2 separate regions of the Homo sapiens genome follow, and region 2 is linked to region 1. Evidence: chromatin loops called from intact Hi-C (ENCODE). Cell type or tissue: heart left ventricle. All regions are shown on one strand. Each heading gives the region's core, and the rest is flanking DNA. Links, peaks and the distances in the headings are about the cores only.

Evidence for each region. A loop is a pair of places that touch in the nucleus more often than their neighbours do. Peaks named below come from ENCODE experiments on the same cell type or tissue, not always from the same donor. Only the 100,000 strongest peaks of a DNase experiment are listed, where the experiment ranks them.
Region 2: a loop joins it to region 1, with 2.6 times the contacts of the local background. A loop is called at or near these places in 6 of 110 quality-filtered maps.

Annotation. Positions count from the first base shown.
Region 1 is chr13:43,929,794-43,945,215 of GRCh38, forward strand. No RefSeq gene overlaps it. Among named protein-coding and RNA genes, the nearest start is that of LACC1, 58 kb to the left of the region's middle. RefSeq lists a silencer at 3,731-3,870. In heart left ventricle, for the core only: no CTCF peak of the experiment used is centred there; no DNase peak of the experiment used is centred there; H3K27ac peaks cover 1,234 bases.
Region 2 is chr13:44,003,460-44,018,881 of GRCh38, forward strand. It overlaps LOC105370182 (a long non-coding RNA gene), which reads right to left and starts at 11,583. Exons shown (of 6, transcript XR_941918.3): 1 at 11,376-11,583; 2 at 9,803-9,891; 3 at 4,929-5,050. In heart left ventricle, for the core only: no CTCF peak of the experiment used is centred there; no DNase peak of the experiment used is centred there; H3K27ac peaks cover 913 bases.

The DNA of each region.
Region 1 (15,422 bases), core at 6,354-8,853:
CTAATTTCACTCATGGTTTGTTCTTTGACCCATGGGATATTTAGAAGTGTTGTCTAGTTTCCAAATATTTGGAGATTTTCTAAATGCATTTTTGTTATTGATTTTTAAATTTAATTTCACTGTGGTCAGAGAATATGTGTTATTTCAATCCTCTTAAATGTATGGTCTTGCAGGTTAAATTGTGTTCCCTCAAAATATATGTTTAAGTCCTAACCCCTTGTACCTATCAATGTGACCTTACTTGGAAATAAGGTCTTTGCAAATGCAGATGTAGTCAAGTTAAGATGAGGTCATACTGGATTAGGGTGGACCCTAATCCAGTGACTGTTGTTCTTATGAGAAGAGAGAAATTTGGACACAGACACATACAGCAAGAATGCCATGTGATGGCAGAGGCAGAGATTGTAGTGACACACCTACAAAGCAAGGAACACCAAGGATTGCTGGTAACCACCAAAAGCTAGGAGAGAGGGCGTGAAGCAGATTTTCCCTCAGGGCCTCCAGAAGAAACCAACCTTGCCAATACCTTGATTTTAGACTCCTAGCCTTTAGAACTAGAAGATAACACATTTATGTTGTTTTAAAGTCACCTAGTTTATGGTATTTTGTTATGGTGTCCCTAAGAAATGAATATACCTGGTAAATGTTCCGTGTGCATTTGTTAAAAAAAAAAAAATGTGTGCAGATGTTCCTCCTTAACTTATGATGGGGTTACGTCCCGATAGACCTATTGTGAGTTAAAAATATATTAAGTTGAAAATGCATTTAATTCACCTAACCTACCTTGAACGTGCTCAGGACACTTACTTATGACCACAGTTGGGAAAATCATCTGGTAACAGAGTATGCTGTAGAGTATTGATTGTTTATTCTTGTGATCTTGTGACTGACTGGGAGCTTTGGCTGGCTGCTGCTGCCCAGTATTGAGAGAGTATAGTACCACATATCACTAGCCTGAGAAAAGATAAAAATTCAAAATTCGAAGTAGAGTTTCTACTGAATGTATATGGCTTTTGCACCATCTTAAAGTTGAAAAACTGTAACTCAAACCATTGTTAAGTCAGGGACCACCTGTATTCTGTGAATGTTGGATGTAGTCTTCTAAAAGATTAGTTAGGTCAGGTTTGTTGATAGTGCTGTTTGAGTCTTCTATGTATTTCATGAATTTTCATCCACTTTCAATTATTGAGAGAAGGGTGTTGAAATCTTCAATTTTCACAGTGGATTTATTTATTTCTTTTTCCAGTATTATCAGTTTTTGCTTCATGTATTTTGAAGCTCTCTGATAATAGGTGCCAAAACATTTAGAATTGTCATGTCCTCTTAATGGATTGCTTCCTTTATCATTAAAAATGACCCTCTTTATTCCAGCTAATTCTTTCCTTTGAAATGCATTTTATCTGATATTAATAAAACTATTCCAGATTTCTTTTAATGAGTGTTAGTATGGAAGATCTTTTTTCATTCTTTCACTTTTAACCCATCTGCTTTTTAAATTTAAAGTGGGTTTCTTACAGACAGCATGTAGTTATTTTTCGATGTTATCCAATCTGACAAATCTCTGCTTTTTATTTGGTGTGTTTAGATCAATTACATTTAATATAATTAGTGATTGTTGAGTTTAAATCTATGCTTTTTGCCAGGTGCAGTGGCTCATGCCTATAATCCCAGCACTTTGGGAAGCTGAGGCAGGGAGATAACTTGAGGCCAGGAGTTTGAGACCAGCCTGGGCAACATAGCAAGACACCTTCTCTACAAAAATAATACAATAAATAAACAAATACCTCTATGCTTTTTCTATTTATTTTTTATTAATGATCATACTAAATTACACATTTTGGAAACTTGACAATTACTACAAGAAATTTGGAAAAAAGACATGTCTTTAAGTTAATTTCTTTTTTCCTTTTTTTCTTTGTTTTTTGAGACAGGGTCTCACTCTGTTGCCCAGACTGGAGTACAGTGGTGTGATCTCGGCTCACTGCAACCTCTGCCTCCCAGGCTCAAGCAATTCTCCTGCCTCAGCCTTCTGAGTAGCTGGGATTACAGGCATGCACCACTACTGCCTGGCAAATTTTTGTATTTTTAGTAGCAACAGGATTTCACCATGTTGTCCAGGCTTTTGAACTCCTGACTTCAAATGATCCATCTGCCTCGGCCTCCCAAAATGCTGGGATTACAGGTGTGAGCCACTGTGCTCAACCTTAAATTAATTTCTTTAATATAATTTTGATGTGTATTCTTTTACCCTTTGATTCTTCAAAGGATAAACTTTTTCACAACTCATTATAGGAATAGTTAGATACATTTTTAGGATTTTTGTCAAATTTGGGAAAACCTTGACCAAATTAGTTTCATATATGATTTGTAAGATTTGGAAGAATTTTCTAAAGGACTAGCCTCTAGTTCCAAGCATTTCATATTGTTTTTCTTTGCTACTTGTGTATTTCCAGTGGCAAGTGCAATGTTCATATCACTGTATGTCCTCTGGCCATGCATTATTTTGTCACAATTCTGAGTGATTGGTGTGGTGAGCGTTTTACGAACATTTCTCCTATACCAGTGCAGCTAGCAGTAACTTAACTATACATTGGAAGTGACTATGAATTACATAAAATACCCCACTAAACCCAAACTAAATGAGTCCCCAACTCAATATCCTCTTAGAAGAACTCAAAAACCTGTTATACCTAATGTTTCTAGGAAAGTGTGATGGAGAGAAGTTGGAATAGACTTAATGGTTGTATTTAAAGCATTTTACTTTTTCAAACTTTATAACAACATATGACTTGTAAATATATTATTGAGACAGTAGAAACAGCCTGTGCAAGTGAGAGACCCTAAAGGTTAAGTTTCATTAGCTTCATGGTAAATCTACTCAAGGGATGACTATTGTAGGGGCAAGTCTGAAATTCTTAGTAAGTCCTAGAAGGAACATTTAGCACAGATTATTGATACTTATGTTTATAATGTTAGGCACTTACAACCAGTAGTTGTCAGCTACAGGCTTAAGTACCAATTCTGGGTCAACAGAAAAAGTCACCGACTTCCTCTGTTCTTTATTTAGTGTTTTAATCTAGACCACGGTCCCTTCTTACCCTGCACATTCTCCCAGGAACCTCATCTTCTCTCATCTATTTAATTGCCACCTTTAAGGTAATAATTCCCAAATCTAGCCCAATCTCTCTCCTGAACTTTAGACATGTATGTTCCACTGTTCATTGATATTCCTGCATCAACTAGAACCTCTTGTCTTTCTTTTCAACCTGCCCTTACCTCCTGTATTGACCAAAGAAAAATCCTAAGAATTATCCATGGCTTCTTACTCTCTGACCTCACCCTACCAACTGCTGAGCACAGTGCCAGGCACATAGTAGATGTGTACTAGACTTGAGGTATTATGTTATAATGTTATAATCATATCAATAACTAAGTCCTGTTGGAGTTCATTCTAAGTATTTCTAATCCACCACTCTCCAGTCCTACTATTCTTATCCAGGCTACCATGTTGTCTCATGTGGATGGATTATTGCAATACTCTTATCTCTACCTCCTATCTTACCCCCTTCCCTAAAATTCATTGTCCACACTGAAACCTGAATGGTTTTTGAAAATGGAACTCTTACTTAGGACACTCTTCTGATGACTATTCTTCGAAGCCTTCATATTGTCCTGGGTATGAAGTTCTAACTCCTTTACCCCTCTTTCAAGGGCCTATACCAGGCCCAATCATACCTCTACTCTCATTTCTTACCACTTTTCTGAAATGAACTCTGTTCTGGCCACATTGAGTATTTCAGTTCCTCAAATTGCCATGCACTCAGTTCCCAGACCCTTTCACTTCTAAATTTCGATTGAACACCAATCATAATGACTCTATCACCTAAATATTTTTTCCATGCCTCTCTCCCACTCCCACATTGCTGCCAGTCTGTTTTTCATCACTTCTTTCTCTGCAATAACCTCTTAATTGATCTCTTCTTGATCCTAGCTTGCTCCTTTCAATTCTTTCTTCACTCTGCCAGCAGAATGGCCTTTCAGAAACAAACATTTTATCTTATCTCTCCTTTCCTTAAACACATTAATGGCATGTATCCCTACAACTTTTAGGAGAAAAATAAAACGTCTTAACACATAGAGTCCTTTGTGATTTGGTTTCTGCCCATCTAGATCTCTAGTTTCATCTTTTACCCCTCTCTCATACAGATCATTTCCCAGAATGAGGTCCTCCAGTTTTCTAAATATCATGCACTTTCGTACCTCTGGGCTATGCCACGTACAGTTTTCTTTGTGCTTTTATAGCATCCTTATCACACATTTATCTTTCCAACTAGATCACACACTTGTAGGGTTGTTTCTTTATATTTTTTGTGTTTTCTACAATAGTCACTTATTATTTTTACATTTTAACAAAATAAAATAATTGTGAAGGGCGCTATCCATTGAGGAAATTGGATATCCATTGAGGGAATTTAGTTGTAGAAGAGAAAAATGTGGTGGGATGAGACAGGCAACAGGATGGGTGGTGGGTCACAATACCTGTTTTCAAACATCCAAGGGCTTTCTTGGAAGGGTTTAGATGTCCATCTGGTGTAGATTTTAGGGAAACAGATTTCCTCTTAGTGTAAGAAAGTTGAACAGAGTTGTCTGAAGAGGGAATGAGCTGCTGAGTCAATAAGAGGTGAATGAATCACTTTTGGGTTTGTTTAGTGGAAGGGCTCTCACTGATACAGGGAGATTTCTGTTGAAAGAGGGAATTCAGCCTCTTCTGGAAGGTTGGCTCAAGTGGTCTGTGAGGTCTCTTCTATTCTTTGAATTTCACCATTACAAAAATAATTTAATAGCTTTCCACCCTTATACCCTGAAAACAGATTGATTTAACACTATTTAGAGGGTTCTGGTGTGGCTAGAGGAGCACAGGCCCCTCTCAGAATTCAATGTTAGTCATATCTTTGGTAAGAACTATCTATCTATCTATCTAACTATCTATCTATCTTTGATAGAGCCCTTTTCCTTCTTTGTGTTGTTCATCTTTTTTTCTCATAAGTATCCCATTCCTGATGGCCAACACATGACAGAATAGTAGTAAATGAATAACTTTCTATGTGTTAGGACACAACACCTTACTCTGTCCTATATTATGTTTCTCTTTGTGCTTGAATTATCTACCCAATTAGAATGTAAACTGTGCCTTAAATTTGTATGTTCCCCCCTGCATCTTTAAATATGGAATTATGGAATTCTTACTAAAGATTATATTTATCTGTAGTAATAATTCCATATATAAATTAAACTAAATTGAATTTAGGCAACAGGAAAACAGACCCAACAAATCCACCCTGAAATATTTTAGTAATCTATCAATCAAAGGGATTAAAAGAGATTTTAAAAACCCCATGAACATGGAACCTCAGTATAATCTGGCATACACAAAAGTAGTTTCTGAAATGTGGCAAATCGCCAGTCCTGGCAAATTGGGAAGGTAGTATGCCAATTACAGAGTGAGAAGTTGAATAGCACCATGGAGAATTAGGAGCAATAACACAGGATGAATGCCTTCGTCCTGATTTAGCCTCAGGTGGTCCTCACCAGAATCTGACAGGCAGATACCCTGGGATTCAGGGAATATTATAATCCCAGGGAATTCAGTCCATTGTTAATGTTGGTCAGGAATCATATACAGTATGAGTTAAGAAATACCAGAATTCATAAAGTAAGAATGTTTCTGCCTCTTTGTGGGCACCTGAAAATTGAATTGTCTGCCAACAGGAAGGGAAGCAGCAAGCAGATTCCTCAAGAGAAGGGGAGAGGCTTTGGTTCTCTTTACTTGCACACTTTTCTATAGGTAGTAAAACTATCAGCATCAGTCCCTTAGTCTTAACTGCAAAGTATCCCAGAGTATCAACTAGGGAGCTGTTGATCTGCAAATCCTCCATCTTCTCCCAGACTTTCTGCATTTGAAGGCCCCCCAAGGGTCAGCATCTTGTTTGAAGCTTAAAATAATTGCTTATCTTTATAGAGGCAGAGAGGGGTCTGAGGGAGAGAATAATGAAATAAAGACTAGTGGAAGCAGAAAAAGAAGGAAGTGTTTTGGATGGGGAAGGGAGAGAGAGCTTGAAGCTTAGGAACAAATTGACCAGTTTGGAGGGTAACCTTTTTCTCAAAAATCCAATTGAAAGTGTTCACAAGTCTGTACATCTAACCGTGTTGGCTGGTTTGCAGCAGCAGAGATGATGACAAGACTGTGTGACTCCTGGATGGAGGAAAGACATTCTTGTGGTGTGTCCCAAGAGACCTTCTGCCTTCCAGCTGACAAATCATCTGTGCTTCAAAAAAATTTCTGCTTCCAATCAAGACTGAAACTGAGAAATTTTCCTGACAAGAGTGGAAGTTGTAGCATGCACAGCCTGTTAGATTTGCTTCCTTTGTTTGGTGAGAAATAAAATCACACTCCACCAACAAATTGGAATGCCTAGGATATTCTCTGTCTCTTTCTCACTCCCTCACACATACACCTGCCTCCCCTTTGCCCCACGTGCATGCATACATGTGCACACATCTACCTTACTACTTTAGAGCCAGGTCTAATAGTGATAGACATAATCTCTGTCTGTCTATCATCTATCTATCTATCTATCTATCTATCTATCTATCTATCTATCAATCATCTATCTATCTATCTATCTATCTATCATCTATCTATCCATTCCTGTCACTGTCTCTGTCTCTGTCTCTTTCCAATAGTTCCTAGATTATGGCTAAATTTCCCCCCACATTTGGTAGGACAAAGACTTTTTACCATTAAGGATTTTTTTTTTTAATGTCCCTGCTACCAGTCATAAAGGAAATACCAAAAGGTCATTCCAAACAATTTTTTGGACAGAGGTTTACTGCTGAAATAGATGAAATAACTGATAATTTATCACAATAGCTAATTTGAAGGGGATAACTGGCACCTGGAAGTACAGAGCTGCTGTGTTGGTAAAAACAAAAGCAGCCGCCTTACTTTGTAATTATAGCTGATGTTAGAGGTTTTCTTTTTCTATTGTGGAGTTGTTGCCAAGGCAATAGCTTGGCACTCTTCTACACAAATGCTTTTCACATTAATCTACACAGGCTTCACAGATGTTAATTTTTGTAACACACCTATGCATTCCAGAAGAGCAAAATATATTTTTTAAAATCTGTTTTATATGGTAGGAAAAGAGCATTAGAAAACGTTTTTCTGGCCTCCTCTCTCGCTTCCAGGACACACTCACAGTGACCGTCATGGATTTTGAAATGGCCTCCAGACCTTAGCCCAGGACTGTGGGGAAAAGAGGGCAGGAAACCCAAAGAGAATCCACACGACAAACCAGATCAAGGACATGGCTAACGGTCAGAGTTGGAAGTTCTGCTGCTGAGACAAGGTGGAAGCCAGGAGGCAGAAACTCAAGAGGAACTAAAGCCAAATGTCACAGTTAGCAAAAATCAGGGCTAAAGCACAAGACAAGAACCAAAGGAGCGATCACTGTTGAGCAAAACAGTCTAGTGTCAGCATTCAGACACTGCCCTCGATGCAATTTCTGAACACTCTTGGGGCAGCAATGCTTCTTTAACCCCAACTTGAGGCAGCTCATGTAGAAAGCATCCACTATTGCTGGGCTTTGGGAGTGTGATTAATCTTGGAGGCAAGGTGAACTGTTAAAATTTTCACCCATCTTACACTGTGAAGAGACAGAATAAAGAAAGCCCTTCATACTTGTTGGTTCTGGAGTCATAAAGCTTACCAAAGTAGTAACATTGAGGCAGGGACTGGACCAGGGTGGGTGAGTGAGGTGCCTCAAGTACAAAACTTCAGGAGGCATTTACTCTTCAGGTCATATGAATGTGGGGCCACTGAGGCTCAGAGAGGGGAGGGGCCCCTTCACACCCCAGGCAGGGCAGCTCTGGACCTGACATCTGGTGCTCGGTGTCTCATTGATGTTAGGCCATGAGTTCATTTTGAATCAGAGTCTGTGGCGCTCATGGTGTTTCTTGAAAAAGAAAAACAACATTATTAATATTTAGCTACTCCCTGGCATTTTCTAATGTAGGATGGATACAAATAAACGCCCAAACTGGTGAAATAAAAAAATTTTGGTTAACACTATAGTAAAGACTTTTTTTTTCATATTCTTTTGCTGGCCAGGAAGTTCTAAATACCTTCCCAAGAGTATTTGCTGCAAAAAGAACAGAGAGGAAATAAATTATTGTGTGACTCCAGCAAACACTTGCCAAATGAATAGACAATGAATTAGAATTGGCAAAAGGGAGAATGGAACTCACATGAACTCAGTATCCTTTATTTTAGTTTCATTTAGTGGTTAAAGTCATACATTTGTTTTATTTTATGTACAATTTTTACATCTTTTTACAAAGGCTTTAAAAGGTATCTATATTAAGTGCCCACAAACTTTTCCTCTGAAACATCATTTAAATCACTCTGGCTGATTCTGCTCTCAACCAGATAAGGTATTAAGGAAAGACAAGAACAACAACAATAACAAAATGGTATGAAACTTTATCCAACCATGGCTTAAAAGGACTTATTGGTTAATTTGGATTTGGGTTGATGGTCAGGATGGCCTTGAAATTCATATTCTAAATTTAAATAGGAATTTCTTCAATTTTCCATTCAAGAAGTGATTCTCTTTCTTTTGTTCCACTAGGCTGTACAGATTGTATTCTCTGTTTCTGAGGCTGTCATCCGTTAGCAGGATTTACAGTTGCTGACAACTTGCTTTAATAATTCACAAGGAATAGAATCTATTTTGTGCTCTCTGTTTTCTCAGTCAGTTCAGTGATGCAGACAGATTAAAAACATGCTTTTTGTCAGTGAAATAAATTGAGAGGGCACAGAGACACCCTAGGAGGAGTAATACTGAACAAGATACCACTGTGAAATGTTTTCCCACCAGTACACAGCTAGATAAAACCAGAAACAGACCAGGCTCTGTCTTGAACCCTTGAATCTGGCAAGCCTGGTACTGAAGTTAGGCCTGCTCTCCAGGCATACCCCAAACTGTTGAGTTAATTTATATAGGCAACTGAATGTACTGGCTTTCAAGTTTTAGGGAAAGGAAATCATTTTAAGGACAAAATGAAATTCGAAATTCACACACAATTTATAAGCTGTGGCATTTTCTTTTTGTGAATTATGGTAGTAAAATGTGTAACTAGCACCTGTTATGTATTGTTTATATAGTTATCTGAAAAAGAAGATGCCTTTATTTCTGAGTAGCATCAGACAGCAGGGCAGGAAAGAGAAGGCTGCCTGGCCATAACTTCTACGCCTCCCTGGGTCATGCTATTGCTTCATGCTTCTTTAATATTAAATGTAACAAGTTCTGCATCAGGCTCAAATCCCATCTGGCCTCAGCCCAGAAGAGGCCCAGGGCCTGTCAGGCCTTACACTGCCCTGACTTTGTTGATAGATTCTGCTCATTGAAATTCAGCAGTGGAGGAAGAAGGTGCCTCCTCCTTGCAGCCTGTTCCTCTCCCTAAGCAAACAAGACTGTGGCTCAAAGGCAATGTAGACCATGGTGTCCACAGCCAATTTCAATACTTAGTTCCTTCCTGAAGCCAATCACCAGACCCACACCACAGGGTGGACACACCCTTCTGGGTAAAGAATGTATTTATTTAGGTTCATGCAGAAGCCAAAGAAGAAAGAACAGGGCAGATGAGAAAATCCTATAATGGACCTTGCAAGTGAACTGAGAGCTGTTTGGTGAATCTGGCTGACCACTTCAGCTCACTAGTGTGCACACATAACGCCCTTTCAGACTTTGGCATTCCTTGAATTTTCAATTTGATTTTGGCACTAGCTGTTTTCATAGGTAATTTTTCTTATTCTTCACATATTTCATGCCATTATGAAAAGTAAGTGTGTTTTGGCTAGACATCCTAGCAAAAAAAAAAAAAAGATGGTTATGAAGGTATTATCTTCAAAAGAATATTACAAATCACTATCTGGAAGTCAGCTGGCATCTGATATATCTTTATTTGTCTACATATGTAAATGTACATAGATATATAGTTATAGATATAAAATATTAACCAAATTTATGCGTGGTTTTCTTTAGGTAACTACAGATAAAAACTGCAGTTCCACTTGGCTTTTGTAACAAGTTGGCATCTAGGTTTTCATCTAATTGGTAAATGTATATAATTTAAAAACAGCTTAATTTTTTTTCTTAGTTTTCTTTAAAATGTGAATTGAAGTTGTGATTTGAAGTTGGAGTAAAATATCACTGGAGGCCCAGACATTTCCTGAAGTTTAATAGGGTAACCCTTTGGTGCTTGGAGCCATAACTTTACCATCTGAACTGCTCCAGAAATTCCAGTCACCAAACTCTGATATTTTTTTCACTCCTCCATCACATTTTAAACTTGTAATGGACCTTAAAGTGTTTCCAGTTCACCCTTGCAACTTTGCCCCAAGCTGGAGAAAGAATCTACCCCAAAATGTGCTCTTTATAACAACAGCATTTTTCCAGCCCTTGCCTCACAAAGGTGACATCTCTTGAAACTATTACGGCTTCAATATGCAAGGGATGTGGTCTCGGCTTCACCATAGCAGCTGCTGGGAGCAACCAGCTCTCCCAGGTTTATGCCACATAAACGCACACCCAAATACTCCAGTTCAATTTATTTTTCCTCATGCCGTTACTCCTAAATACGAATTCTTCCAGGGGTGGGCAAACTAATTTCTAAGGCTGTTTTCTTTTATTTTCTTCTTACTTTCTTTCTTTTCTTTCTTTTCTTTCTTTCTTTCTTTTTTTCTTTCTTTCTTTCTTTCTTTCTTTCTTTCTTTCTTTCTTTCTTTCTTTCTTCTTTCTCTTTCTTTCTTTGTCTTTCTTTCCTTCCTTCCTTCCTTTCTCTCTCTCTCTCTTTCTTTCTCTCTCTTTCTCTTTCTCTCTCTCTCCCCTCCCTCCCTTCCTTCCTTCCTTCCTCCAAATATCTACAATTCTTTTGATGGCATCCAAAAAATGAATGATTTTGAGGTATCTGGTTATGACTTCTATAGACCTTTATATTCTGGCTTTGAACTACAAAAAGACAAACAGGAAGGAAGGAAGAAAGGAAGAAGAGAGCAACAAAAAACACACAAAAATCCTTCCAATCTATCAGTGAAATTGTACCCTCAAATAACATTCTATAAATTATATTTGGTTATTTTGATAGGAGTTATAATCAGTTTTAATTTACTCATTCAAAATTCAACAATATTTGTTGAGAATCTACCTACTACATGCCAAGTAGATAAGTTATTAGCCCTCATAGTGTCTAGTTTTACTTAGCGTAGATATTTAATAAATGAGAGAAAAAATTAAGTAAAATAATTTCACATAATGACACATACTTGTAATGAGCTCTACCATAGCCTTCCCAGACACCCCTTCAGGTATGGTGTTCTTATTTCCCTAGTCACTAGGAATGCTGTCTGTAGATAGCCTTCACCTCTCAGTCCCTGTGATGGTTAACTTGATGGGTCAACTTGACCAGATTAAAGAATACCTAGACAGCTGGTAAAGCTTTATTTCTGGGTATGTCTGTAGAGTTGTTTCAGGAAGAGATTGGCATTTGAATCAATAGACTGAGTAGGAAGATCTATCCTCACCCAATGTGTGTGGCACCATCCATTCCACTGAAGGCCTGGATAGAACAGAAAGGCAAAGGAAAGCTGAATTTGCTCTTTCTTCTGGAGCAGGGAAACTTGTCTTCTCCTACCCTTGGACATTAGAACTTCAGGTTCTCTGGTCTTTGTTTCTCAGCCCTTTGGACTTAGACTGAAGCAAGTTACCAGCTTCCCTGGTTCTCCAGCTTGCAAATGACCTATCATGAAACTTCTCAGCTTCAATAATCATGTGAGCCAATTTTCATAATAAATCCTCTATCTATCTATCTCTCTATCTATCTATCTATCCATCCCATTGACTCTGTTTCACTGGAGAACCCTGAGTAACATAGTTTTCTTTGGGAATTGCCTTATCTGAAGAGAGTTACCCTGCCAAAGGTCATGTTTCCTACCTATAGGGTAGTCATTTCCAATAACTGGACCCCCTTAACCCAGCTCAGGACAACTCTGAAGGTCGATTCCATCTTTTGGTAGGATTAGCTCTGGTCCTTGTTGGGACCACATCACAACCCTACTTCTTCCTCTGCCTAATCCTATTTCTATCCTTTCCATCAGTGAGGACCAAGAGGACTCCCTAACAAACTTTCTACTTATTAATCTTTATCTCAGTCTACTTCTTGGGAGTCCTGACCTGCAGCAGTTAGTACTAGCAGAATATCAAGGAAACAGACACTGATTTAGCATTTAGGGGCTGGATGACCTGCTGCCTAGCTAGGAGTAAAGACACCATCACTGGTGGTAGAGATTAGTACTATGCCTGAGCCCAACAGAAATCAGCATGGCCAGCAGCAGAGATCAATGCCGAGTCCCCAGTACAGCACCAACCCTCCAGAATGCCAACCAGCCACTTGGTGGCAAGTTAAACACATTAGACATTTTCCACCCTGGAAAGAGTAGTGGCTTATTTTGATAGAAATAGAAATATATTTGGGGAATGTATGTAAAAGTTTGTCTTTCCTTTCCACAGAGCTTCAACCAGCACTACTACTTGAGGACCTATGCAGTGTTTGTCCATGAGCATGGAATGACTCATACTGGCCTCAGAGTTAGGGACTCACTTTAAAGGAAAGGGGATGCAGTAGTGGGCACATGACTAAGAAATCCACCGATCCTCTCATATACTGCACCACCAGAAGCTGCTGGATTAGCAGAGCAAAGGTATGTTCAAAGAACAGCTGAAGCAGGAACTTTGAGATTATACTTTGTGGGGATGGGTGTCATTATCTAGGGTGCAGTGCTTACCAGTAATCAATGAATTTTATGTAGTGCTACATCCCCACTAGATAGAATACATGGGTCCTGGAATTAAGGGGTAGAGGCATGAATGGTCCTTCATCTCTCCCAGTTATCTGCTTGCGGGATGTATCTTCCTTTCCTGGCATCTCTGGGTTCTGTGGGTTTAGTGGTCCTGGTTCCCAGAGAGGAAATGCTTTCACCAGAGGACACAGCAGGAATCTTACTAAACTATAAGCTGAAGCTGACTCTTGGGCACTTTGAGATCTTCGTGCTAAGGGACCGACAGGCAAGAAGGGGATGCTTCCTGGCATCATTAGGACATTGGGCTACTGTTATACAATGGAGACAGGGAAGAATATATATGGCACCCACATTATTTATTTAGGTGCCTCTTGTTATTCCTTTGCCCAAGTTTGACAATAGTAGACAAGTGCAAAAGCCATAATCAGAGAAGGACATGGTGATTGAGAGCTCAGACCCCACAGGATAAGGGTCTGGTTCATGTTACCAGGCAAGACAAATAAACCTGTGGAGTTTCTAGGTGAGTTTAGGGAGCATATAGAATGGAGAGTAGAGGAGGGAGAATGTGATCCCAAGACTGGCTGCAGTGGCTAGAGATGTATTTTATTCCACTAAACCTCAATAAGTTTCACTGAGAATCAGATGCCCCAGCATCCTAACTAAGCTGCCTCCAGAATTTATACAAAGCAGTGGATTCAAAGGGTGGACTCTGGTGAAATGTTGCCCATATTCCTATTCAATACTTAAAATCTTACTCCTCAAGAGGTTGAGAATGTTGCAAACAGACAGTTTTAGCTTTCAGGTGTCTTTGGAAATTGTCTCAACTTAAGAGCTGCTGTGACTTCTTGGGGCAGCTAGCATCCAATGTTGGGGGTATAAAGACTTGTCTCCTCGTTTTGAAACTTGGTATATTCTAAAAAGCCATTCTAGCTTCAGAACTCCCTGTGGGGCTGGCTGAGGTCTTTGTTGAGACTGCAGTTATAGCCTAATTTCTCCCTTTTCCCAGCATTCTTATTTTCCTTCCCTTCTTCAGGTGTTGATCAAGAGTACCTCTAATAACTTCTTCCATGCAAAACCACTACTCACTCTCTGGTTCCCTGGGCATCCACCTGCAACAGTACTATAAAAATATATAAAACAGCAAAATGAAATAGAAGATCAGATACAAGGCGAGGCTACTCTAGTTATGATGATCAGATAAGTCTCTAAGGAGCTGAGATGTGAATGATGAGAAAGATCACAGAAAGATCTGGGGGAGTAGCATGTACCATTCCAGACAGAAAGAAATATGAAGGCCCTGAGGTGACAATGAGCTTAACATGTTCCAGAAAAAGAAAGAAGGTCAGTGTAACTCAGGCATGACAAATGAGAATGAGGCTGATGGAAACAGTGGCCAGATCATGGAATTTGAACTTTATTCTAAATGCAATAAGGAGTTACTAGAAGTAATTAAATATACCACTTTGACTTACAGGAGTACTAAATGACTTACAGGAGTTTGAAGAGTAGAATAAGAGACAATCATTATAGTTATTATATATATTGTTATGGGACTATATAATAGTCTCACCCCAAGAAAGAGATGGGTGGTGATGGCGACAGGTGGTTGACTTTTGATATTTATTTTGGAGGTGAATCCAAAAGGATTTGTGATGCATTACAATGTAGGACAATGAAAAGAGAATAATTAAAGATGACCCCTAGGTTAGGCCTGAGCAAGGAGCAGTACCACTAGTAGGGAAGGAAAAGAGGAGCATAGTTGGAAGCAGAGGATATAAAGCTACCTAAGGACAGGGTACAAAGTTTCCAGAGAAAAAGAACAGATTAGAGAGCTAGATTACCTTTTTAATTAAGTAGTGACTTCAACTTTGTTAACCCCTTCAGTCTCTCTTTGTCTCAGTTTCTCTGCTTTCCATTCTTTCCTAGGCCACAATGAGATCTGATAGACCTCAATATCTATAATTATAAGCTGCTTTACATTTCTCAGAGATTCTGCATTTTCAGCAGTCTCTCAGGTGACAATGAGGTTGTGGTCTGAGGACATTTTGTGTAGCAAGGTTCCAGTGAAAATAACATCGTTGGGTCAGACAGACCTGACTTTGAATTGTTTCCTGGCCAATTATTAGTTGTGTAATATTGGAGAAGTTTAAATCTTCTCTGAGTTTAATTTCTTGTAAAAGTAAGAATAATATACCTGCCTCATAAAGTTACCAGGAGAATTAAATGATGTCATGTCTCTAAAGCATAAAGCAAATAACCCAGCTTCTTACTCACAATGGGGCTAACTAATTTAGTCTCCCTCCCTACCGCTGTCAAACAGACTATATGTTTACAGATTATATTAGAATCTTAAAAAATCATTGCAAGACCTTAGGCATCCAGATAATTAACATGTACAGTTTTGACTATTACCAAGTAATTCCAATGGTCCACATAATGTAACAATTTGAATTTTGCCAAGGTGCACATTGAAATCCTACATACTGAGAAGAGGCTGGTTTGC
Region 2 (15,422 bases), core at 8,038-10,537, 75 kb after region 1:
GGTGTTGTGCAAATCGAGCTCCTACCCTATTTTCATCTTGTGTTTGAACTTTTGTATTCCCATTGGAATTAACCTTGTTCTGCTCCCTCCTGAGGTTGGAGCTTAAGTTCCCAGCTGTGGCTGGTAGCTGTTCCAAGATGTTTCTTTTACATAACCTATATTTTTCAGTTCTGAACAGAGTGGTTCTGAAGTAAGTGCTTCACACCTGCGTGGGTGTCTGCTATTGTTTGAATGTGTCACCTAAAATATATGTGTTGGAAATTTAATCTCCAATGCAGCAGTATTGGGAAGCAGGGCCTTTTGGGAGGTGTTTAGGTCATGAAGGTTCTGCCCTGATGAATGCATGAATGCTGCTATAAAAAGGGCTTTTGGGAGTGGTTTTGCTCTTTCTTTTCCTTCCTCCTTCCACTATGTGAGGACGCAGCAAGCCGACTCTCATCAGATGCCAGCACCTTGATCATGGGTTTCCCAGACTCCAGAACTGTGAGACAATACACTTCTGACCTTTATAAATTACCCAGTCTCAGGTGTTCTGTTGTAGAAGCACAAGCAGACTAAGAGAGAATCTCTCTTCTTCTTTGACCTAAGGGTTATCCTGTATTTTCCATCTTGGCTAATTGTTTCCATCTAGAGTGTGCCAAAACTAGAAACTTCAGAGTTATTCTCAATGATTCCTCCTTTCTTTAAGTCACCACATCCCATATGTGTTCAGCCTTGAAGATTTTGTTTTTCATTTATTTTTTATTTTTATTTCTTTTTTGAGACAGAGTCTTGCTGTGTCTCCCAGGCTGGAGTGTAGTGGCATGATCTCAACTCACTGCAACCTCTGCCTCTCAGCTTCAAGTGATTCTCCTGCCTCAGCCTCCTGAGGTAGTAGCTGGTAGTAGCTGGGATTACAGGGGTGCACCACCACACCCGGCTAATTTTTGTATTTTTAGTAGAGACAGGATTTCGCCATGTTGGCCAGGATGGTCTCAAATGCCTGGCCTCAAGTGATCTGCCCACCTTAGCCTTCCAAAGTGCTGGGATTACAGGCGTGAGCCACTGTGCCCAGCCCAGCTGGGTGATATCACCTCCTAACAGTGTCAATGCCACAAGTCTTACTGCCCCACTCTGCCCCTTTTGACTTACTATTCTGGCTATATTCATTTATCATGACTTTATGCCTTAGTTTCTGCTGTTTTCTCTGCCCTTGATGCACTTCCACTTGGAAGATCCCAACTCAAAATTGCTTCAAATCCTTATTGGAACATAGTAAAACATGGTAAAATACAAAAACAAAATGAAACAACACAAACAATCCAGCAACTAAAGTCTACTCATTCTCAGAATCAGGTTCATTCTCAGAGACTTTCCTGATCCCTGGTGGTAGGGCAGGTGGCTTCTTCCTGGCGCCCCCACAGGACTGTGATCACACCCTGGCCACTTCCCACATAGGCTGAAAAGTTTGTTGACTGTGGGAGGACAGGGACCATATCCTACTCATCCTTCTGTCCCCCTTTCTAAACAGTCCATTATCCAGAGGGCCTGCTGTGTCCAGCTGATCTGCAGTTGACTACATATCCCCTGCACTGCTCTCCGGAGGCTGACGCTGATGACTCAGTGCCCAGAAGAGAAGGGCTTTTCCTGTATGAGCCACAGATTCTCTTTAAATTGCCTTCAGGTCATGCACATTTGTTGCCATCTTCTTTCTTTACTGTAAATTACCAGGATTCCTGGCTACTTTACCTTTATTTTCTCCAGGGTCTAGACTGCGTCTGATAGGATCATAGGTTCTTGCTCTCTGTGTGGTGTAGTAATTATAAATTTTCTTGGTGAGCAGATTAAACATGTAGATTCACGTTCAACTCTGGGGTTTTCCCCCAAGGATTATAATTAATACCCTAGCAAACAGGGATATACGCATCCCTGTTCACATCTGGGGTACAGAAAGAGCACCCCTTGCCTCAACAGGTAACCCGAACCATTAGCTTTGCTCTGATTGGCCTCATTCACCCCAAACCAATCTGGATGGCTGGGTTCAAGCATGGAAATGTAGCCATCCAAGCTGTTGATTCATCTGCATGACTTAAAGGACTTGAAATCTTTAACCAAATTTGGCATAATTTAATTTGGCTGTGTGTAAGCATAATGATGAAATAACACTTTGACCCCAGACGTTTAAGGAGAAAGAAATATAATCAGGAAGAATTGTGGTCCAACAAGAGTAACACCATATTTCCATAGTAGTTGCAAACACAGCCAAGAGCAGCCTGTCAGGCAGCAGGACTTTAGAGGCCTTGTGGGATCATATTTAACCTGGTGAAGCTCAGCTAGAACTTAGAACAGTGTTTGTCAAATTGATCACAGGAGTCAACAGAAGTACTTATAAAAAGTGCAGATTCCTAGACTCTCCCTTAGAGATTTTAATTCAGTTAGAGCTAGTTGGGACTGTATATATAAAATATAAGAATCTGTATTTTTAATAAATTCTCCAGCTGAGTTTTTATGATCGGGCAAGCCTGGGGAATAGTGTTGCCAAAAAAGAAATCAAATCACTCTGTGGTAGGAAGAATAAGAAAGCATCAAGGACTCGGTAGGCATTTAGTACAGACACTGGTCAATGGGATACAAAATCCTCAGGAGGCTCCAGCTTACTGAGTGGTAACTCTCCCCACTTCCCACATACACACTAATTTCAGTCCAATTTGGTTCTATCATTTAAACTGTCTCCTTAGAGTTAAATCAATGCTTTGGGATAATTGCTTAGGCTTTTGAATGTCTCCCCTTTTCTTGGAACTCTGCGTAAGGCGATGTCTGGGTAATGGGAGTGCAGCTCATATACCCTTAATGCATGGGGAGAAGGGGACCCTTGGCCTGGTGCTGGACTTTGAGTGGGCCCTGGCTGTCACCTGCTTTGGAGTGTTAGGCTCATTTTGTTGTTGGTATCTTATAGCTGATGGTCCCTTAATCTTTCTTTCTTGACTTGTACTGGTCGAGATCCTCTCTCTGCCCACCCTCCTGTTCTTGGCTATCTGTGACATGTAAATCTCCATGAGTCTCCCCACATCTGCCATGTGGGGTGCCCTTGGCCAAGGTTCTATCTGCCATAGCTTCTACAAGATTATCTGTCCTGCCTCCTCATCTATACTAAATCTTTGGATTGCAAAAATACCTTGTGGCAAGTTGACTGTATCTGTTATATATTGCTTCACAATAATCTGCCCTAAAATTTAAACACTTCAACAACAAGAAATAATTTATTTTGCTCATGAAAATACAATTTTTTTAGTGCTCAGCAAAGACAACTCATCTACTCAACATGGGGGTCAGCTTGGGCAGATTGACTTAAGGCTGGCAGATTCACTTTCATGATGGCTCACTCATATGCCTGGCAAATTGTTACTGTTATCTGGGAAGTCAGTGAGAGTGTGGGCTAGGGACATTGCTTCTCTTCATGTAGGTCTCTTCAGATGCTGCTTGAGCTTCCTTCCAACATGGTGGTTGGATCTCAAAAATAAGCATCCCAAGGGATAGATAATGAAAACCCAGTATCTTGAAACCTGGGTACGAAAACTACCATAATGTTTCTTTCTCTGAATTCAGTTCCTCGAGCAGTCATAAAGGCCAGACTTATGAGAAGGGGACATAGACCTGTCTCTCAATAGAAGGACAGTCAACTAATTTAGGGGTCATCTTTTTAAAATGCCAGTGATCTTAATCTTGAATGTTGCCTATCTAAATTAGGTTTCACTGACACATTGTATTGAAATAATATCAATTTTGTGAGACTATCAGAGCTAGTTTGACTTTTTAGAATATTAGATATTTCCCTTTGATTCAAGTAATATGGCTCCAATTCATCAATGAAAATATTCCCAAGATGTATAAATTCCAGTTGGGACCTGTGTTGATGAGTCCTCATAGACCGAGATGACCCTTACCACAGTACCTACCTGGAATTTGGCTCATGGAGATAATACCCTTCACTGCAGCTAAAGAAGTGAAAGCTGAGCTTGTTGGGAGACTTGTCAACCAAGTAATGCCTGCTTTTCTTGTGTAAGAAATAGCCCTAACTTGGAACACTTCTATTCTTGCCGGAAAACTGTCCAAAACAGTTCAGATGTGAACTCTTTACAGTACCTCTTTGCTTGAATTATCTGGGCCTGTGGTTGATTAAGCACAAAGTGGACACATAAGTATCTTCCTGAGAAAACAGTGAGGCTATTCAGTGCCTCCTCAGGAAACACAACTCTTTTTGTAAGGTTTGGTCTCCTCCTGGGACAAGACTTCAGAGATTATACAAACTATGTCTCCCCTGCCAGGGAAATATGCCAAAGTCAGGAGTACCAAACAGACATAAGAATGGGGTTAGAGGTGGAAGAGAATGGGGGTGTCTTTCTTTGCAACAACCAGGAAAGTGTAACACATCTCCCTGGTATGAGTGTATTTGTCTACAATGCAATCCTTTGCAATGGATTTAGGAAATCCTTTTGGGGGAACATTATCTAGGATAAACAAAAAGAAAAGCACCTTTCTGTTTTACTTTTCTTGCCGTTTCATACTGCTAGAATTACTTTTGGGGGCTTCCTCGTGAATTGACAGAAAGCAGTGATGGTCACTGTGTTTGGTTAACAACTGATATCCAGTCCCTGGAAATTCTGTAGTCCTAGCAAGGGGGTGAAAAGGGGGATGAAGAACGGTGTGGATATTGTCACTGGCCTTTGTTTACCCCAAGATACCAAGATTTAGTGATCTGAGGAGAGTAAAATCCTGAGGCTCCTGTTTTCTCAAGTGGAAACTTTCATTTGTCAAAGATGTATACATTTATTCTGACTTGGAGTAGGAAAAGTTTTCTAGTGTAAACACAGGGTTGCACTATCCGTATGTGCAAAACACCATCCTCCAAACGTAGCCAAGACCAGATGATGCAGATTTTAATATCTTACCTTTCCTTTTCTCATGGTTTGACACTCCCCTGGGATATTCTATTCTCTGAGCACAAAGTACACCAACACCAGTAGAAAAAAACCTGTTTGCTTCCTGTGTGTTGGTGGCAGAATGTCAGAGCCTGTAAAAAATTCGAATGGAACTTGGTTATATTTCTCTTTCAAGAGACACCCACAGCCAATTTATCAAGGGAACTGGGGAGAAATCCAGGTTGGGACTATTGTTAATTGGTTTTGAATTTATGATTCTGAAAAACTTATAATTATGAATAACTGTTTCTTGGAGTCATCCCAAATTTATTCCAAAACAAGAAGCAAATGTTCTTAATGTATTTGAAATGCATTGTCCCTATATCTTCAGACTCGAATATACTTTGACTCCACCTCCAAGTAATTCTCATATGAATTAATGTATTAAGTGTTCCCTTTTTAACCTTTTACATTTCTTGTGCTAATGTATTTCTATTTTAATCTAATTATTATTCTTTTAAATATCAGATCTCAAAATGCAGCATATTAAAAAAATGAACTGCAAAGCTATTCTTTACAAGTTATGAAGGTCATCTGCCCACATTGTTGTCTTGGTGATTGGATTTTCTTCTTCACTGTTTTCCCATATGGACCCCAAAGGCCCAAAAGTTGTATCTTCAGTTTAGTTGGCCTTTCTTCACAGAAGAAGATAATGTTTCTCTTGCTATATACTTGTATATGTTCTTTATTTTGCTTCTTGTTTCAAGTATCTGTCCTATGCTTAAAGGCTTTAGATTTATTTTTCAATTTTCTCTAGAAGACCATTCACAACTTGGTTTTCCAGATCTTCTTTTTTATTTTCTCTAGAACGTTGGATGAGAATTCTGCCTTCTTCATGGCTAGTTTTTCCCATGGGCTCTTCTTTTATTTATACTGACTATATTGTGTTTACTTTTATTGACTTCTCAATTGGGTTATCCAGGCCTTTTCCTTGATTCATAAATCCTGGGTTCATTTCTGTGTTCTCTCTCTCTCTCTCTTTCTCATAGAAAGCAGGTGCATAGTGGATAAGTGGACTGTAGACATAGGTTTGGGGATATCAGTTTTATATTTATTTAGAAGTTGACTGACAGGATCAGAATATGGAGGATAAGCAGATTGAACCAGAGGAGCTATATTTCAGAAAAATGTGAATTATTTTTGGAAAATTTGCTTGTAATAACTATAGAGAGAGGGGATGCCAAGGTAAAGGATCTGATGATAAAGATGCCAGATGAATACCTACAAAGGATAAAAGAATAGGACTGCATTTCCATGGTTATGAAAACCTAAATGTTAGGGAAAGACTAGTCATCAAAGAAATAAAGAACTTGAATGAGGGTGGAGGTCAAGGTTGCAGTGAGGTCATAGGGTTCTGATTATAAAACCCAGAGGAAGGGGCAAATTAAGTAGCCATGACTCCAGAATTAAGACTCAATGACTTAAGAAAGGAATCAATATTAGACTCAACCTAAGGCAAGTGTATCTGGAATCCCATGTAAAGATTTTCCCCAGAAGACCAGCAAGAGACAGATTGAAATTTGAAAAAGCTAGACTTTGGGTGTGTACTCTGCAGACTGAGCAACTAGCTGGATAGCTATAATTTAGCCCTCTGGGTAGAGTTTGTCACCTGAAATAGCAAGGCCTTAAGGCAAAGCAAAGTCATAAAGCAAAGGAGTTGATGTTTGAAAATGAGACATTAGGCCCTGACTCTTCTCCTAACTGCTGGGCAGTCTCTGCAGATAATGGAATTTCAGGAGCCCACTGTTTCAAGGGGTGCTTGGCAGATATTTTCCATCATTGTTCTTGAATTTCTTTTTTACTTTGTTGCACACTATACTATGAGTCACCTATGATAGACGTTCCTACTTTTCTTCTTTATTCTGTCTCTAAATTATTAGGAGCTGGGGATATGGTAAAGATTAAATGAGACCCAGTAGGAGGAAGCACTATATGAGCAGAGGAGCATATAAACTGAAGGCAATTTCTCTGAATTGGGATTGGATTTTGAGGGTGTACTAATGCTGTTATTCTCTGATTTCATTAAGATCAAGTGAACTCTAAGTGTGACATCATAATATTTTAGATAAATATTTATAATATTTAATATTTAAAATATTAATCTAAATATCATAATATTTAGATAAATATTTTTCAGCAAACATTTTTTGAGCATGCAGTGGGCATTTGGGCCTGGTCTAAGCAATGGAGCTACAAGGTGAAGAATTGAGGCTGCTATGGGGTCTGTAGGGGAGGCCAGGGGCACTCAGTTTTGTGCAACCTCAAGTTAGTGTGATTTGCAGGACTCTCTTTAAGAAAAAAATTTTGAAATTACAAATATAAATTTAAGTATAGAAGGGATTTTATTTAAAGTGAGAAAAGAGATGCCAACAAATTTCAAATAAAAAAAAAAAATCTAACAAATACCACAAACATCACAAAATCCAAGGGAAAAAACCCTACATGGTATTTTTCTTAATAAACTGTCTAACAAACCTCTGTTAGATTTTTCCTCATATATATTGGCTGTGTACTCTTTGATAATGTCTTCATGTAACAGTGACTTTTAAATATGATTTTCTATAGAGAGACCAGAAACATAATTTGGTCTCTCCTCTTGCATGGTTCATTAAATTTTGTTTTTTTAATAATTGATTTTTTGACTAGATCTGATTGAAAGCCAAATCATTCTCTTACAATTTTGTATACTTAAAGATTGGAAAGAAGTTCAATAGATTTAAAACCTTGTTCCACCTAAGTACCTTCACAAAGTGCCGGGCACATCAGACCGTTCTTACTGTGATGTAGCCTCTGGCCTTGCCTGCCCCTGAGTGTCACAGCACAGGGTGAATCAGCCCCATGGGCAGTAGGAGGTATTTCTAGAAGCCAATGCTACACCAGACAGCTAGTGTCACTTCACTAGACATTGAAGTGATTATAAACCACATAAATATAGCTTATTAAAGCCAAATAAGTGATTCTCTAACTCAACTCTCCCTAAGCTGAATCCCCAAAATGCTCTCAGCCATTCCAAGCTACCCAACTTGAGGAGACTTGTACAAAGGGAATTAGGGACTGATCAGAGTAGAAAGAAACCCTAGACTTAACCTGTCACAATTAAAATAGATTAGAGCTGCAAATTTTACAAAGTTCTTGGACCTCAGGAACATATGAGACCCAGTGTCTTTGAAAATAAAAGGCCCTGATGCTGATGTTTAGTTAACCCGTACCTCAGTCTGCCTCTGGGGAGGCCAGTAGGTAACCTGAGTGGGTGAACGAAGACTCCACAGTGGTATTAAACTTTTAGCTAAGTCTTGAAAGATAAGGAGATATTTTTTAGGAGGTCAGTGGAAATGGCCAGGCCTAGTAGGAGGTGCCAGCAAAGGAGAAAAAGAAGAAATGGTAAGAGAGAAAGAGAAGGGCAACCAGGTGAGAATGACCTCTTTGGAGAGTGTTAGAGAAAATTTCAACAAGAAATGGTTAAATGCTATTAAAAATGGAAGTGAGTCCAAGTAGTTGACAACGTGAAAGAGTCTATTGTCAATCAGGAAGCCACATGGGGATCTTTGTCAATGCAATCTCAAAGACGTAGTGGAAGTCAAAGCCCAGTTTTAATGAGCTGAAAAGTGAATAGATTACAAGCAAGTTGACTTTGATAGTTCAAGAAGTGCACCTGGGAAGGAAAGAAGATGCATAGTGCTGTGGTTATAAGAAAGCTTGGAGATGAAGGACTCTTCATTGGTATTTATTTTTAATTAAAGAAGAGTTTAACCAAACATGTCAGGAATGCCCCGTAAGTGGAGTGACTTCCTGGTCTGAGCAGAGGGCATGTGGTCTCCATTTGCTTATAATTTCACTTACCCTTGCTTCTTAGTACTCTAAAATTTTCAGGAATAGCTTACCAACACCAACCAACAGAGCAGTAGACAAGTCCTCTAGAGAGTGTATGTGCTCATCTTGACATTCCAAGGAATAGCCCACACCTTGCCCCTGCCCTGTGGTCCCACATATCAGAAGTACAGCTGTTCACATTCTATTCTTCTCTTTTCTCCCAGCTTCCAATCTCATTCCCCCCACCCCCCCACATCAACCCTTCAACCCCTCTCTCTTTCTCTCTCTCCATCATTTTTTTGTGTGTGATATGGAATATTCTCCATGCAATTAGCTATTCTTCACAGATACAGGTTTTAAATGGCTGCATTGTATTCTGTGACATGAATTAATCATTACTTATCTCGTTGGACATTTGGTCTGTTTCAAGATGATTGTTCAGTCATCTAAATTTTTGTGTACAGTGGTGATTTCCTGAGGATATATTTCAAAAAATGTCAAGAAATGGAATCACGTGCACAAAAAAGTCATGTTTTTATGGCTTTTGACATATATTACCAAATTGTTTTCCCGGTAACTCAAATGCTTGATGATAACGAAGCTCTGAGAGAATGTAAGCCTTTGCCTTTGGTTGAACACATTTACATAACATGGTAAAATGGAAAGCCAGAAGAAATCATCTGACACACTTAGGGAAAAACCAGATTTGATTGTTTTTGCCCATATTTTGAATTTACTAAGTTATACAGTGCTGGCCTCCACATTTTCCACTTGTGAAAATGTATTAAGATAAATTAAATTGCTTCAGACATGCAGCTGAATTTCTCTGGTTCCCAGACTGTGGTTATTCCCTTGACTGGTCAGCCTGGGGTGAAAAGCACTTCCTGGCAGTCAGCAGGTGTGTTGTGCTGGAATCTAGAAACATGACAACCAACAAGAGGAAGGCTTTATCTACCAGATTAAACAAAAGGCATGGTGGATGCATAAGGGGTAGCAGTAAACATAACCTCAAGGAGAGGGGCTGAAGGACCTACCTCCTGCCTAGTACCCCACAGGGCTCTGAGCCTGGTCCCTTCCGGGTTGTAGTCTCTGATCCCCAGATTCTAGGATCTTGCTGAATGGCCTGAGGACAAAAGACATTTTCCAGAGGCTTCCCCTAAGAAGGTTTGCCAAATTTCTGGGAATACGTACAAAGCTTGAGCCACAGAAAGCCTGAGTGATCCGTGAATATAAACACATCAGTAGTGAAGTCCAGCTTTACGTTTTTGAAAAAAGCCCCTTTTAAAAATGTCTTGGTTTTCAAAATAGTACGTTTCCCAAATTATATTTATAGAGTAGCATCAAACAAGAAAGCTCTTTGATAAAACCCTGCCTATTTCTGGAAGGGTGGAGATGGGAAGATGTGGATGGGAGTAATGTTTGTTCACAGGCCGTTAGCTGCTGAGCTTTGATCATTCTGCAGAAAAGAGGTAAGATCGTTATGCCACCAATCCGTACCCTCAAACTGAACCTTGTTAATAAGTCTTGTCTCATCCACTCCATTAATGATCAGCAAATGACTAGAACTCTGGCCAAAAGGCCTAGACATCAGGATGAATGTCAAATAACAGCTGACACTGCCAACTAAAAATAGCACTTTGGATTTAAATGGGTGACTCAGACTTGATTTCCTATGCTTGCCTGGGATAATACGGTACAGAGCAGGGTTGTTTTATGTTTTTCTTTTTTCCTTTCATGTGAAAGGAGGGTTTTATTGCAATCGTCTGGGCAGTGAGCTCAGAGTCAGCTCTGTGGGAGTTGAGTGCACCCAAACTTCTACCTCCGAGGCCCTGGGGGCACCTGGCACTGTCGGCTTCCTAAGCACATCTGTGCACTTGACCTTGCAGTCCAGGTCAGCAAAGAATGAGAGATGGCTTAGGAAGTTATGTCAAAATTTAACACCATTTCCAGAAACTTCTCCCTTTGTGTTCTTCCCATCATTCTCCTTCACACAATGGAACCAATTAAAAGGCTAACCAGTTAATTGCAAATGACACAAGCTACATAACCCAGGACACCTCTTGAAAGAGATGGCAAACTGGAAAACCAAATGTATCTTTCCAGAATATGCCCATATATATAATGAATATTAAAATGTTGACCAAATTGACCAGATAAATATTTAAATAAGGTCTATAATGGAACATTACATCTGTCGCTCATTTGAGTTAAATACATTTTCACTGAGTTAGTTAATTAATATTTGCTAATCAGATTGGTCAATGAGGTTTTCCTAGTTTCAAACAGTGACAGAATATGTCAGGCCAACCAAAGATGTTTCAACTATGCATTCCCAAGGTTTTTGCCCCATCAAATGCATACCCCTGGAATCTAGATAAGTCTCTATTTACATACAAGCGTCTCCTCCCCTTGTACATTTTCCCACCCTACAGCCCGTTGCCAGATCCCGTTATACTCAGGGAATATCCTGTCTGCCTAGGCTCCCTTCCTGGCTATTAGAAGTCAAAGCCCTTCGCGTGACAGTAAGAACGGAGCCTGAAAACGATTCTGCAAGTCTGGTTTCTACAGGGATCACGGGCCAATAATACCTGTCCAGAACTCACTTACCAGTTCCAAGTGGGTCAGCACAGCAAGAGGACATCAAATTGTGAAACCTACTAGTTATGGAGCTAGGCAGAACTGAGGTTATGATGAGGTTCAGAGTTTAGACAATGAAGCTTTGAGGAAAATTCCCATAGCTGGGAATTCATAGCAGCTTTACTGTACTTCTTAAACCTCAGACTTAGATGTGGGAGGAGCACCTGGAGTTGATACAAAGTAGATGCAGCAGCCAGTGGCACTCAAATTCAGAGTCAGAGCTCCCAACAAAATTCAGTTAAGAAATCACAACCTAGTCAATTCTCAGCCTGTAGGCTAAAATCAAGTGTGAGAAAATCGCAGCCCATAGACCCTAGCCCAAATAAACTGGACTCTTTCCACAACTATGCTGGCCTTTTGCAGTAAGCCTAAGTGCTTTAAGGATGTATCTGTTCTGGATCTCACTGTTAGGCTGTGGTCAGACAGGCTGGTGAGCTGGGAAAAGCCTTTGTGAGGCCCGGAAACTCTTTGGTGGCTGGGAGCAACTTGGGAAGGGGGAAATCCCCTCTGGCCTTATCTGTCCAAGCCCTGCTTTCTTCTCTCCTCTATCTTCCACTCCTTTCTTCTCTCCACGAGTGCCTCAGAACCATCAAACCCTCTAGTGCCTTAGCCCTGATGTTAGGACGCTGTTGGGGCCTTGGGCGTGGCTGCTGAGTGCCCAGTCTCTGGAAGTGAGTCGTCCATTTGTTGGGATGGACAGGGACCCTGCACAGGGACCCTGTGGTTGATACTGTCTTGTTCCAGTGCTGGTTTTGAATCTTGGCCAACAGAACACAGAGCTCGTGCCACATGCAGTGAGCATAGCCCCTCCTTGGAGCCTGCCTACCTTTTCCCAAAGGAAGAAGAGTGGACAGTTTTGCAAACAGGAAAGGAGAATTTATGTGCTTCAGGAAGGGCAGTGCCTCTAAGAGGGAGAAATAACACTTGTTAAGAGGGAGAAGCTGTGTCTAACTGTGTCTTTCTTGGTTTGCCTAAATGTAGGCCATTCAGTGGCTTCTCAGGAGAGAGATAGGAGCGAGGGAGGGAGAGAACGGGAGAGATATGCAGGGAAGGAGATTAACCTGGCATCTTGTTATTGCAAAAGAAGTGCCACAGGAAATAACAATGTCTGGAGAAAGAGTAAATAAAGTGCCCTTGTGGCGCAAGAAGGAATGGGATGAGGGATGGACTTCCTATTGAAAACTGGACTTTGGCAGTGGAAGCTGGTTGTGAGTTACTCAGACTTGTAACTAATGAAATCTTTCATTAGGTTGGAGGGTGGATGGGTTACTTTCGATAAATTATTTCCAGGGATTTTGCTCGTTCCTCGAATTCCTTCCTGAATGGATCTGGGATAAAATGCTGAATCAAAGTGTCAGGCAGGAGCTGCAGCACGGCAATCCAAATGATAAACAAGGGTAAGGGAAGGCCCAGCAAACGGCAGGATCTGAAGTTTCTGGCACCAAAAGAAAAGCTTACAACCCAGGTCCTACCTTGGAATTGCCCTTTATTATAAACTTTTGAATGATGCGAGCATAAAGCAAAGTTAGTTTCTGATTTGTTAGACTCATTATGAAAATATTATTGGTAATACAGAACTCACGTAAGCAAATACAACAATATCATAAAGGTCTAAAAGTGACCTGGTGAACTCTACCTAATGCTATTGGATATATAATCCCCACGTGAAGTTTCCTTTTTTGCAGATTCATTTAAGAGCCCTTCAACACTGATTAGATAACGAGGAAAATGGCAACTACAAGATTTGAAACCCAAGTGGCCAAGGAAATAGAGTTGCCATTAATGGAAATAGAAAAGACCCCAGGAATGACTGGCTTGAGAGAAAGCTGATGTCACATGCTGAGTGTGAGATGTTGGAGAGATACCGAGTTAGAAACAGTACCTTGGAGGCAGGAGTGACTTGGAAAAAGTTCTAGGAATTAGTCATAGTAGAAGCCAAGGAAGTAGATATGATCAAAAAGTGAGAGATGGTGAGGGAGCAGAGAAGGATGCGAAAAAGACACCTGGAAAATGCAACTGTGTGGGGATTGGCCAAGGACAGGAATCCCTGGAGATGGAAACGAGGAAATGGAAATAAACTAAGGAGAGAACCAGCACAGAGCATTTGTATGGAGGCCAAGGGAGAGTGTAATCAACAGTGGCCTACAAGGCCTTACTTAGATGGCCTGGGTTCTGTAGCTCTCTGACGCCTTCCTATGAGCTTTCCCTCAACTTTTTCCTCTCTAGTGCCCTGGCCTCCTTGCTGCTCCCTGAACACACAGACATGTCCTGTTAGGGCCTTAGCACTGGCTATAGCCTCTACCTGGAGCACCCTCTCTCTGAGGTCCACATGGCTCTCTCTCTCTCTCCTCCTGCAAGTCTCTGTTGTCACCTTCTCAGTGAAATGTACCCAACGGCCCTTGCAACACCAAGACTTCCTCCTACATGCACCTCTGTGACTCCCTACCCTGCCCTATTTTCCTTTTTTCTCTAGCTTTTGTTTATTAATACTAGATCATTTACTTACTAATTTGTCTATGTGGTTAATTCATAACCACTACTAATAATTTACATATTATGTATGTTATATAGTGTCTGCCTCCCTACACCAATAAAATATAACCTTTATGAAGGCAGAGATCTCTGTTTTATTAACCTATCCTAAGTGCCTAGAACAGTGCTTGATACAGAGAAACACTCGATGACTATTTATTGAAGGAAGAATGAACAGTGTTGAATGCTGCTGAGAAGGAAAGGAGAATGGTACCGAGGCAAGGTCATTGGATGGATGTTTTAGGAAGTGCTTGGCAATGCTAAGGAGAGCAGTTGCAGGAGAGTAATTGGAGAGTGGAGTGGATAAGTGGGGCAGGGTAGGGGAAGTGAAAGCAGCAAAGATCATAGTGCCTAAATCACAGAGCAAATTAATGTTTGGGCATAATATTTAAAATTCTGGAACTGTAAGTAACTGCATCAGGTCTTTCTGAGTCTGGTATTGGAAGACATAAGGCACATCACTGGTAGGCAATCACAACAGGCTGGCCTGTGAGGAGTTGCAATTTAGAGGTCAGGATGTGACTTGCAGTGTATCCAGATTCATGTAATAATGCGCTGTTCTGTAAGGGAGGTACACAGCGTGTTCAAGTACAACCTATTTTAAGACAGGCAATTTTTGCAAAATTGAAAGCTACAAATCACATGAGTCAAGGGTGATGGATTTAGATGAAGATAAGAGAGGAAGGGGAAGTGGGAAACTGAGAGAACAGCTAGGGCTAAACAAAAAGCACAGGAAGAAAACAGCAGGGAGAAGACACCTCCCTGCTGAGGAAAGGCGACAATCTGGGCCTGCCCCGGAGAAAACAGCCCCATCCCAGGGCCACAAGGGAGGAAAGGGCAAGCCAAGGAGGAGGCCATTCTTGGAAGTTAAGACGGCCAGAGGAAAACAACAAGCACAATTATAGAAAGATCTGCAGAAAGGGGATCTGCTGGAGGAGGGAGAAATTGGAACTTGAGACAGTGAATAAGCCAGAAATCAAAGGCTCAAGGAGGAGAGAGAAAGAGAAAACCTTGAGGGCAGTCAAAGGAGGAATAAACCCACTTCAAGAACATGCTCCAAGAATAGGAGAGAACATGCAAGGGCACACAGAGAGCTAAAGGAGAAACTTGAGAAACAAAAACTAAGAAGAGGGAAATGAAAATCTGAATGCACCTTTTGTATGAGACACTGGGAAGTGTTCGAGTGTGGAATTTGTTTGATGATGGGTCATTAGTTCATTCTGTTGTAGCATGCACTTGCACACATAACATAAACACCTGGTGAGGGTGAGATGCAGAGAGCTGGGGCCCAGGAGGGGAAAGGGATGTTTAATTCAGACCTACACGCGTTCGTCTAAGGCTTTGGTAGTGTTTAACTCTAGAGAACCTGGAATGGGCTCACTAGGAGCCCATTAACTGGTGAAATGTGGAACCTCTTAGGAAAAATTTACAACACTTTTCTTATGTGGGATGCGAGGCTTCATTGATGAGCTAGACCCGCCTACT